Linked DNA regions of Homo sapiens: region 1 is linked to region 2. A link is an interaction called in ENCODE POLR2A ChIA-PET data of the cell type or tissue named here. Cell type or tissue: IMR-90. All regions are shown on one strand. Each heading gives the region's core, and the rest is flanking DNA. Links, peaks and the distances in the headings are about the cores only. Region 1 overlaps EXOC6B (exocyst complex component 6B). Region 2 overlaps EXOC6B (exocyst complex component 6B).

What was found. Peaks named below come from ENCODE experiments on the same cell type or tissue, not always from the same donor. Only the 100,000 strongest peaks of a DNase experiment are listed, where the experiment ranks them.
Region 1: POLR2A ChIA-PET joins it to region 2 with 5 read pairs; 2 of 35 experiments call an interaction of 5 or more read pairs at or near these places.

What each region holds. Positions count from the first base shown.
Region 1 is chr2:72,246,249-72,251,637 of GRCh38, reverse strand. The region is part of intron 20 of EXOC6B (exocyst complex component 6B); the gene reads left to right. Among named protein-coding and RNA genes, the nearest start is that of CYP26B1, 100 kb to the right of the region's middle. In IMR-90, for the core only: no CTCF peak of the experiment used is centred there; no DNase peak of the experiment used is centred there.
Region 2 is chr2:72,720,836-72,726,224 of GRCh38, reverse strand. All of the region lies in intron 5 of EXOC6B (exocyst complex component 6B), which reads left to right. It also overlaps the pseudogene RNU2-39P. Among named protein-coding and RNA genes, the nearest start is that of EXOC6B, 100 kb to the left of the region's middle. In IMR-90, for the core only: no CTCF peak of the experiment used is centred there; a DNase peak (open chromatin) is centred at 3,354; H3K27ac peaks cover 138 bases.

The DNA of each region.
Region 1 (5,389 bases), core at 297-5,296, 470 kb after region 2:
GTTGTCTCAAGAGCTATTGAAATTATGTCTTGAAACTTTATCCATCTTATTTGTCCTACTTAAAAAATAAAAATTAAAATGCTGTCTTCAAACTCTCACATGTATCCCACTAACTAACCTCTTAGTGGTTCTACCCATCTTGCAAATGAATACCTTTAGTTTCACGTGAATAACAGTGGAATGGATGTGGTTCATATCTATTCCTACCCCTGGAGACCTAACCCAGTTGACATGCATATGACAGCATGTGTGTCATTGTCATATCCACTCCTTCCAGATAAGGCATTTAAGTTAAATATTCTTTTAGATCATTATAATGTGGTGGAAAACAAATTGTGTTACCTAAACATAAATTCCTGTATACACTTTGCACACACAGTGCCTAGAAAACCTAAGAGATTAGTTTATAATGAAAAGCTTGGAATCCAAGTAGGAAAAGTTCCTCAAAGAACAAGATCAGGAACAAACATGCTAAGAAATAAAGTAGACAGCAAAAGGAAAAAAAGGCAACTATGGAGACATTGCCAATATTAAATACAAAGTAAGCAAGTAAAGGCCAAGGGGGGCAGATTACGTGAGCTCCCGAGTTCAAGACCAGCCTGGGCAACATAGTGAGACCCCGTCTCCATAAAAAATACACAAAATTAGCCAACTACTCAACTAACCCAGCTACTCCAGAGGCTGAGGTAAGAGGGTCAGGAGGCAGAGGCTGCAGTGAGCTTTCATCACACCACTCCACTCCAGCCTGGGCAACAGCAAAACCTCATCTCAAAAATAAAAATAAACAAACAAACAAAAACCCAAGTAAGCAAGTGAAATAATGAAGACCTGTGCTTCTTTTATCTTCAGGAAACAAATTGAAATTGAGGTTTTTTTTTTACAAGTGATGAGTAAGAGGAACTGTAAATTTTCCAAAAAATCATAATAGATTTCAAATCAAGTAAATTTATTGCTTACAGAGATCTGACTTTTCTTGCCAAATATGCTCATATCTGGCTAGGTGCAGTGACATACACCTGTAATCACAGCAATTTAGGGGGCTGAGGTGGGAAGATCGCTTGAGCTCAGGAGTTCAAGACCAGCCTGGGCAACATGGCAAAACCCTGTCTCTACAAAAAAAAACAAAAATTAGCCAGGCCTGGTGGCATACACCTGTAGTCCCAGCTACTCAGGAGGATGACCTAAGAGGATTGCTTGAGCTCATGAGGCAGAAGTTGCAATGAGCCAAGATCATGCCAATGCACTCCAGCCTGAGTGACAGAGCAAGACCCTGTCTCAAAAAATTAAATTAAATTATAATTTAAAAAATATGTTCCTGTCTAGACAGTACTGTCAGGATCAGAAAGGTACTGATTAATTTGGTCTGATGTAATAGAGGCTCCAACCAAGCAATACATTATGACTTTGATCGGTACCGTGCTTATACAAGAATTTGGAGACTGTTTTCATCCCCCAAATTATAAAAATGATTGAAACTTGATCATAGATTCCTCTACTATGTCATTTAAGCTTTGTGTTACATTCTGCATGAAAGATTTTCTTGAAATAACTCAAAGGTAAAGCATTCATTTATTCAGTCGCTAGGAAGTGTATTACCATGTGCCAGACAATAAGGTTTCTACAGTAAATGAGATAAGCCAAGTCACTACATTCAGGAAGCTTACATTCTAATGAGTAAATCAGGATTGAGTTACCCCTTATGTTTAACCTAAACAACTTGATAAAGCTATTATATTAAGTTGAACTACCAATATGTATGAAGCTACCAATATTCAATAAAAACAGCAATTTCATGCAGTTCAACCAGCTATTAATTAGGTAAATGTCTACCAACCATTCCAAAGAAGAAGATAATTTTTTTCCTGTACCATTGACATAGCTTTCTTGTCATAAAACAGGAATGATCATAAGAAGCAAATAAATTATTGGGTAGTGATAGTGAAAATAAACAACCCATATGACTTTTGTAGATACTGATGTTAGAAGTACCCACTTGGAAGACATTTTACAATTTTTTTTACAAAGTTAAAAATCCTGTATACTTTTTTGTCTACCATCTCACATATAAGAATTCATGCAAAAAAATTTCTTTCCTAGAATTCAGTGCCAAGAAACTGTTTACCTCCTTTTTTTTTTTCTTTTCTTTTTAAAAAAGAGACAAGGTCTCATCCTGGCTAACACGGTGAAACCCCGTCTCTACTAAAAATACAAGAAAATTAGCCGGGTGTAGTGGCGGGCGCCTATAGTCCCAGCTACTCGGGAGGATGAGGCAGGAGAATGACGTGAACCCGGGAGGCTTGCAGTTAGCCGAGATTGCACCACTGCACTCCAGCCTGGGCGACTGAGTGAGACTCCGTCTCAAAAAATAAAAGGGACAAGGTCTCATTCTGTTGCCCAGGCTGGAGTATAAGTGGTATGATCCTAGCTCACTACAGCCTCCAACTCCTGGGCTTAAGTAATCCTCCCACCTCAGCTTCCTGAGTAGCTGGGACTGCAGGCATATTACACCATGCCTGGCTAATTTTAAAATTTGTTTTGGAGGCACACGCTCTCACTATGTTGCCCAGGCTGGTCTCAAACTCCTCTGCTCAATCACTCCTCCCACCTTGGCCTCCCAAAAGCCTGAGATTATAGACTTGAGCTACCACACCCAGCCTTGTTTGCCTCTTCAGATGAATTCTGTTGAAACTAGAAATTTGATGTATTTTCTCTTTTTATTTGACAACCAGGAAGCCAGTAACACTACATTTAATGTTCTTTGACAGTGATCAATTCACCCAGATTTCTGGTTCATCTGTTTTTCTTTCCTATTTTTCTAATCTATTCTTTTTCTGTTTTGTCTTATATTGTATATATTTTAATGTTGCAGGCCACTGTGTGTCTTTTTTTGGTAGTAGGCAGTATGAATAATAATTTAGCTAGATGTTAATGTAAAACTCTTTTTCATTTATTCTACAAATACTTACCGAGCATTTACTCTGCTAGACACAAGAGATTAAGCAATGAACAAGACAGGCAGGATCCATACAAGGTGTAATTATAGGTGAAGATGAACTTTTGATGTTCCCAAATAAATGGTCAGAGTTTGATGTCTTGGTGGAAAACTTTGTGGATATTCAGGAAGCTGAATCAATTTCAGATACCACTCTTTAAGTGAACCTATGCTGTTTATGGCTCATGGTAAAATAGTGAAAATTGGGATAAATTTAAGCTAAAGTGTCTCTCCCTGTGAAGAGTTTACAGTTTTACGAATCCAGATAAAACCATTATATTTGAAGTGTCTCTACTAAGTGCTATTTATGATAAAATGATTATTTATCACACCTAGATCCCTTCTTCAAAGAGCTTCAATTTAGTTGATAAATATGAACACAAAATGAAGATTAAAGGAATAAGGATAGTGTAGGTACTTATACCTGTCATGGGACATGGAATTTTAATAATGAAAAAATGATAACACTTTTTAAAGTTATTATTCATGTCATCATCATTTTTGTATTGTCTAAGTAGTTCAGATTCTGGCAGAGGAAGTCAGGTAATGTGGAAATTGTTTCTAAGAGGTTAGAGAACAAACCAATATCCCAGAGCATAACCTTGACAGAATCACTCTCTGAGATTTGGTTGTATATTATTATAGAATCTTTGGTGAAAGCCTCCTCAGGGACAGCTAGTCTATCTCCCATTTTCCAGGCATCTTTTACCTACACCATAAAAAATAGATGACTCTCCAAGATTCTTAAGAAAGAGATCCAAGTTCAAATTCAGAACATCTTAATATGCCTTCCAAACTTCCCCATAAGATGAATCAAAACAAAGCATTAAAGGACCAAAAGTATTCACTTTGAAAAATCTACCCACTGCCCTCACAGAAAGAATGTCATCTGTGGACCAATCATCATATTCTAAAAAATTTGCAAATTTCCCATTTTTGCTTTCCAAGGCAGCTGTAGAAAAGGAGCTGGGAGTTTACGTGAGTAGTTGCAGTTACAAACTTCAGCCAGCCGAAAAGTTTCTTAATTTCATAGCAAATCTAAAAGGGAGGACTTTTGACATCTGGGCGGACCTGGAAAGGCCAGGGACACACCATCAGTTCATCACAGTATATTATCCTTGAGAAACTTTGGAAGAGCTACAGGGAGATTAGAAACTTTTTTAAAAGCACTAAGCAAACAACTACATCTGTGTGATAATGACAGCAACCCCAGTGTCCTTTTTCTCTTGGGCAGTAGCCTCTGCTGAATTCATTCCCCTACTACTTTAGGTATCCTAGTGCTGTACCTTCAACAATTTTCAGATCCTCACAGTAGGAGTTATAATTCTGTATCTTGGATACATGGTGGTATCAGCAGTACAACTCCCAGGGTCTGCCCATGTCTTGCCTTTCCACTTCTTCATTTCTGCGATGGGAATAAAATAGATCAAATAATCCACAGAACAGCATCTCTGTTCACTAAATAAATTAAAAACATTTATCAGAAAGATTATTTTCATATTCTTAATGATAAAAGATATTTGCCTTATAGCACAAAGTCCTATCTTCTGCATTTCTAGGTAGCAGATTTTGTTACCCTCTTCTAGAAAAGTGTGTTTGGTACAATGTGGACCATTTTCCTCTATAGGCAAAGAACTGTAAAGTTGCTAAATATGGATCACACCATGGGAAACTATATTGTGGAAACTCAGAAACCTCAAAAAACAAGTTCTTAGAAGGCCATCTCTTTCACCTCCCTGCCTTTATAGATTTAAAATGGAAAATGATCTCAGAGAAATATTCTCCAGCCTCTTACCCAGTATTCCAGATCAGTTTAGCTCTGTCTCCATAGATAGGATAACAACTGCTTCCTAAATTAACATATTCCAGGCTGGGTGCAGTTGCTCATGCCTGTAAACCCAGTGCTTTGGGAGGCTGAGGCAGGAGGATTACTTGAGTCCAGGAGTTCAAGACCAGCCTGAGAAACACAGTGAGACCCTGCATGGTGGTGGGCGCCTGTAGTCCTAGTTACTCGGGAGGATGAGGCAGGAGAATGGCATGAACCTCGGAGGCGGAGCTTGCAGTGAGCTGAGATTGCGCCACTGCACTCCAGGCTGGGCAACAGCGCAAGACCCAGTCTCAAAAAAAAAAAAAAAAAATCAATTAGTTAACCTATTCCAGAGAGTATTGGCATTCCGGACTTACATCAGTAAGTCAGTCATCTAATTCTGAGCACCTACTGTGTACCAGGTACTACACATATAACAATGAAAACTATAGGTCCTCCCCTCATGGAGTTACCATTCTAGGGAATAAAACAGGCAGTCTAATATGACAGTAAGTTGGATTCTATGAAAGGGGAAATATAAAGTGTTAGGGAAGCATAATTTATAGGGACCTAGCTTTATCTGTAAGAGT
Region 2 (5,389 bases), core at 280-5,279:
GCTGCCCTGGCAACCACTAATCTACTTTCTGACCCCATAGATTTGCCTCTTCTGAACATCTCATATAAATGGAATCATACAATATGCAGCCTTTTGTGTCTGACTTTTTCCACTTAGCATAATGGAAGGTTTTCAAAATTCATTCATGTTGTAGCATGTATCACTGTTTCATTCCTTTTTATGGCTGAATACTCTCTCATTGTATATATACTGCTTTAGTTACCTTTTCATCAGTTGATGGACATTTAGGTTATTATCACTTTTTAACTATTACGAATAATGCTGCTACAAATGTTCATTTACAAGCTTTTGTGTGAGCATATGCTTTCAGTTTTCTTGCAAATATACTTAGGAGTAGAATTTCTGGGTCGCATGGTAAACATTTGGTGCACTTTGTCTCTCTGTATGTTTTACCATTTTGAGGAACTGTTAGATTCTTTTCCAAAGCACCTGCACCTTTTTATCTTCCCAACAGCAGCATAGATGTTTCCAATTTCTGCATAGCCTAGCCAATACTTATTATTGTCTACCCAGGCCAGGTGTGGTGGCTTACGCCTGTAATCCCAGCACTTTGGGAGGCCGAGGTGGGCAGATTGCTTGAGCCCAGGAGTTTGAGACCAGCCTGGCTAACATGGTGAAACCCCATCCCTACTAAAGATACAAAAATGAGGCGGGTGTGGTGGTCTGTGTCTGTAACCCCAGCTCCTCAGAGGGGCTGAGGCATCAGGATTGCTTGAACCAGGGAGGCGGAGGTTGCAGTGAGCCGAGATGGCGCACTGCACTCCAGCCTGGGCGACAGAGTGAGAGTCTGTTTAAAAAAAAAAAATCCTTATTATTTGACTTTAATGTAGCCATCCTGGTGGGTGTGAAATAGTATCTCATTGTTTACCTTCATTTAAAAAAAATCCTTGATGGATATAGAATTTGAGGTTTATAGTTTCATTAGTTTATAAGACATGATGATTTCATTGTCTTCTGGCTTCTGAGAGATGTATAAGTAGCCTTACCTTTGTCTCCCTGTAAGTAGTATGTCTTTTCTCTAGCTGCTTTAAAACTTTTGTCTTTATCATTTGTTTTCAGGCAGTTTGATTTTGTGCACTTTGGTGTAAATATGTGCACACATGTGTGTATTTATCCTGCTTGTGGTTTGTTTAGCTTCTTGGATCTGTGGGTTTACAATATTCATAAAATCTGGAAAATGTTGACCTGATTTCTACAAACTCTTTTTTTGTCCTTTTCCCATCACCATTTTGGGACTTTAGTTATATTAATATTTATGTTGGACAGCTTGATTAACCCCACAGGTGACTTGAAGATCTTTTCTCCCCACCCCCTCAGCCCTCTCTGTGCTTTATTTGAGATAGATTTTATGGCTGTGTTCGAGCACATTGATCTCTCTCATTTGCATTGTGTAATGTTTTAGTCCCTTTCAGTGACATTTTCATTGCAGATAATATATTTTTCATGTATAGAAGTTACATTTAGCTTTTTATGTTTTATTTCTTTTATTATTTGTTTTTCTTTACATACATGTACATTGTTCTAATTGCTGTTTTTATGTACTCCTTTGCGAATTCTGCCACTTCTGGTATTTTTTTAGATCTTTCTGCAGATTGATTTTGTTTTTCCTGGTTGTAGGTCAGTTCTTTGCTTCTTTTCATGTCCAGAAATTTTTGATTGATTAATGAACATTATGTTGATGAGTCTCTGGATTTTGGGGTGCTTTTTTTTTCCTTTAGAGAGTGTTGGGCTTTGTTTTAGCGAATGGTGAGTTGATTGCAGATCAGTTTGTTACCTTCAAACCCAATTTTTAAGCTCTGCTTAAAGGCCCACCTTTATTCCAGGGAAGTTCAGCTTTACTAAGTAAGACTTGATCCGTCTATAATCTACTCTGAATAGCTCAGGAGTCCCCAACGACTCTTCATTTTGACTGTTCAGAGTTTGAATGTTTATCTGCCTTGTCTGAGATTGTGGAAGTGTTCATCTTACCTTCCCCTGGCTGGTCTCCCACTCTCTCCCTTCCTTCCTTCTTTTTACCTATCCATGTGGAATTTCACTTTCTCTATGCCTGTCCTAGTACTTAGCAGACTCAAGGGAACCCCTGTGTAAATTTCTGCAGTTCTTTTTCTGCATTGCTCTTTTTTTGGGGAACTCTGCCACACAACTTCAAGCTGAATCAACTTTCCTGAGCTACTATCACTGATTCTTTAAGTCAGCAAGGCTGCTGAGCTCTGTTTTGATTTTTTCTGGCTGTGCCCATGACCTAGAAGTCAACTTTAGGTAGATAATCCTGGTAATTATTAAACTCACCTTGTTTGTTTCTCTTTTTACAGAGATAGCAGTTCTATGTTGCCTGATGTCCAATGTCTGAAAATGGCTGTTTCATATATTTTTGCCAATATTCTACTTGTTTATAAAGTGAGAGATCATGTCTGTTCCTTGTTAGGCTTTCGTAGCTAGAAGTCTTTTTTTTTTTTTTTTTTAAGCTATAAATACTGATTTTTCTACTGCATTTTGTGCTCCCTAGGGAAAGACATCTGAACATCTTTCTATCTCTAGCGCACAGAAGAAATTACGTATTTGTTAATGATGCTCTTTGATTAGGAATGACACTAATATTTTTCTGTGATGAAAGTTTTTATTTCATATTTTATCATACTCTGAATTTTAAAAAATTTCTTATAGATAGTTGCAATTTGCTTTCAAGGATCACTTCCTAGAATTTTAGAAACCATCACTGTGAAAGAATTCCATGGTATGGCAAGAAAGTACCAAAATTTAATTTGCTTGGAATCAATATTCTTCTTCTTGCTTTAGCATTCAACCATGTCTGTTATTCTGATCATGGTTACTCAGTTTGTAGGATTATTTAGAACCTCTTTCCCTGCCTTCCTCCCTTTTATTCTCTGCTTTTATTTTCTTTACTTTAGTTCTGATTGCATCTCTGTTAAGGAGCCTGCATGAGAAGAGGGGAGAGAGTGACCACACATACAAGTGAAACTTAGGAATTTGCCTTTTGATTCAGTTTTAATAATGTTTGGAGATTGTCAAAAGTACATCAAAATCTAATTTTGGATTTCCGTGGTCACTGGACATATTTTTTTTCTTTTGGTGCCTGCTATACAGGTGTTAGTTGGCTATCATTCTTTAACCTGTCACGGATATTGAAATAGACTAGACATTTGAATATTACTGATTTGTTATAGTTAAAATGTGACTATACTGGGAAGGGAAAATGGGGAAATAGGGTGACATTCTTTGTTGCCAGGAATCACTGGGTTTTGTACTAATTAGCCTTGAAAAATGTGGAGCTATTTGACAGACCAGATGTTTTCAGCATGAGCCATGTGTCTCATCAGTGAATGTGCCTTGCGTCTGCAGACAACATTGTTGAATTTTCCTCATTCTATAAACAATGTTCCAAAATATAACTAAACCCCAAAGTGTGTTTATCTTTTTGGCTTAATTTTTGGCTTTCTATCCGTTCTAAAGTTTCTCTCTAGAGGAATTGCATTTTATTGCACATAGCTCTTCATACCTAATTGTAGTATAAACACCATTCTGTTTACACTAAACCATGTGAATTGTATTGTTTTTGAGCCTGTAAAATTTTAATAAGAGCAATGATTTCAGATTTAACTATATTTGTACTTTTATTTCTAAATTTAGGGGGAATAAAACTTTCTTCCCTCCATTTACTTAAACAAAGACTTTGATTTTTGGAACACATGAGGGAAAACATTAAAACAAAACAAAACAAAACAAAAAAACCAAGTAAAACCAGTCTCTAGTCTTTAGCATTTGTGGTACTAAATTCATTAGAGCAAGAAGAGTTTAAGTATCTGCTGTGAAAATCATTCTTAAAGTCCAAAATAGAGCTATAAGTCTTTTTTCTTTTTAAGGATGGAACTGAATTTTTCCTATACCAAATATATCATGGGAAACATGGAAATTAGGAAATTAAAAGTATGAAGGAGAAAATTATCTTGTAATATTGCCATCCAAAGGAAATTAGCTCGTAATATTGCCATCCAAAGGAAAAATATGCCTAACATTTTTGTATTTATTTTTCTCATTTTGCTCTCTACTTTTGTGTGTGTGTGTGTTTCCAGTGATATATATCTCATATATGCATACATGTTCATAATTTATATGTGTAAGTATTTATAATTTTGAAGAATATTATGATTATACTTGTAAGATCTTTTTTTTTTTTTTTTCAATTAGAGCACCATTCCTGGAGGTACTGCAATGCCAGGTTGATGCATGAAGTGGACTAAATAAGTTCCCATTTTATCTCCCTGCTGCAAAAATCCATTTAATAAATATTGTCCTCTGATAAGAGGATGTATCAGATATTAAACTGATAAGATATATCAGATATTAAATTTGATCTTAGCCAAAAGGCCAAGAGGCAATTAGATCTATTTTTTGAAATGATTTTCATTCAACAATATTGTAAACATTTTGCTATTTTATTAGCCTTTTACTACTTCTTATTAGACATCTAGGTTAGTTTTTTTATTTGCTAATATAAATAATTCTATAATTCAAGAGGCTTATACATACTGCTGTGCATCTTTTTTTTGTTTGGAAATGCAATTGCTTAAAATAGTTGTTTTGCTAAAATTCTTCATTGAAAACTTGTGTCATTAATAAAAACCTGTTTGTCAGCTGGCTGTGAATTCCATTATTGAAACCCCTGATGTATTACAAATTATTTTTTAAGAAATATTTGGCAATTTGATTTGCATTTTTTCACATATCAGTTAAACATTTTTTTTTTTTTTTCATATGTTGGCCCTTTTTGGTTCTTTTGTGAATTTTCTTTGTTCATTTTTTTTTTTTTTTTTTTTTTTTACAAAAACAACTCAAGTTTATTAACCTTTTTTCTTTGAGATGGCGTCTTACTCTATCACCCAGGCTGGAGTGCAGTGGTGTGATCTCAGCTCACTGCACCCTCCGTCTCCTAGGGTCAAGCAATTCTCCTGCTTCAGCCTCTTGAGTAGCTGGGATTATAGGCTCCCACCAACATGCCCGACTAATTTTTGTATTTTTAGTAGAGAAGAGGTTTCACCATGTTGCCTAGGCTTGTCTTGAACTCCTGACCGCAAGTGATCTGCCTGCCTCAGACTCCCAAAGTGCTGGAATTACAGGCATGAGCCACCACGCCTGGCCTATTAATCTTTTAGGTACACATTACAAATAAACGTTACCAGTTTTTCTCTTTATTCTTATGTTTTCTTTGCATAACTTATTTCGTTTCTACCTATTCAGCTTTATTAATCTTAATTTTATTTGTCCTTCTATGCTTATAGAAGCTTTCCTATTAGACAAATATCATCCCTTTTTTTTTTATGGAATGTCCCTCTGTGTTACTAGCAATATT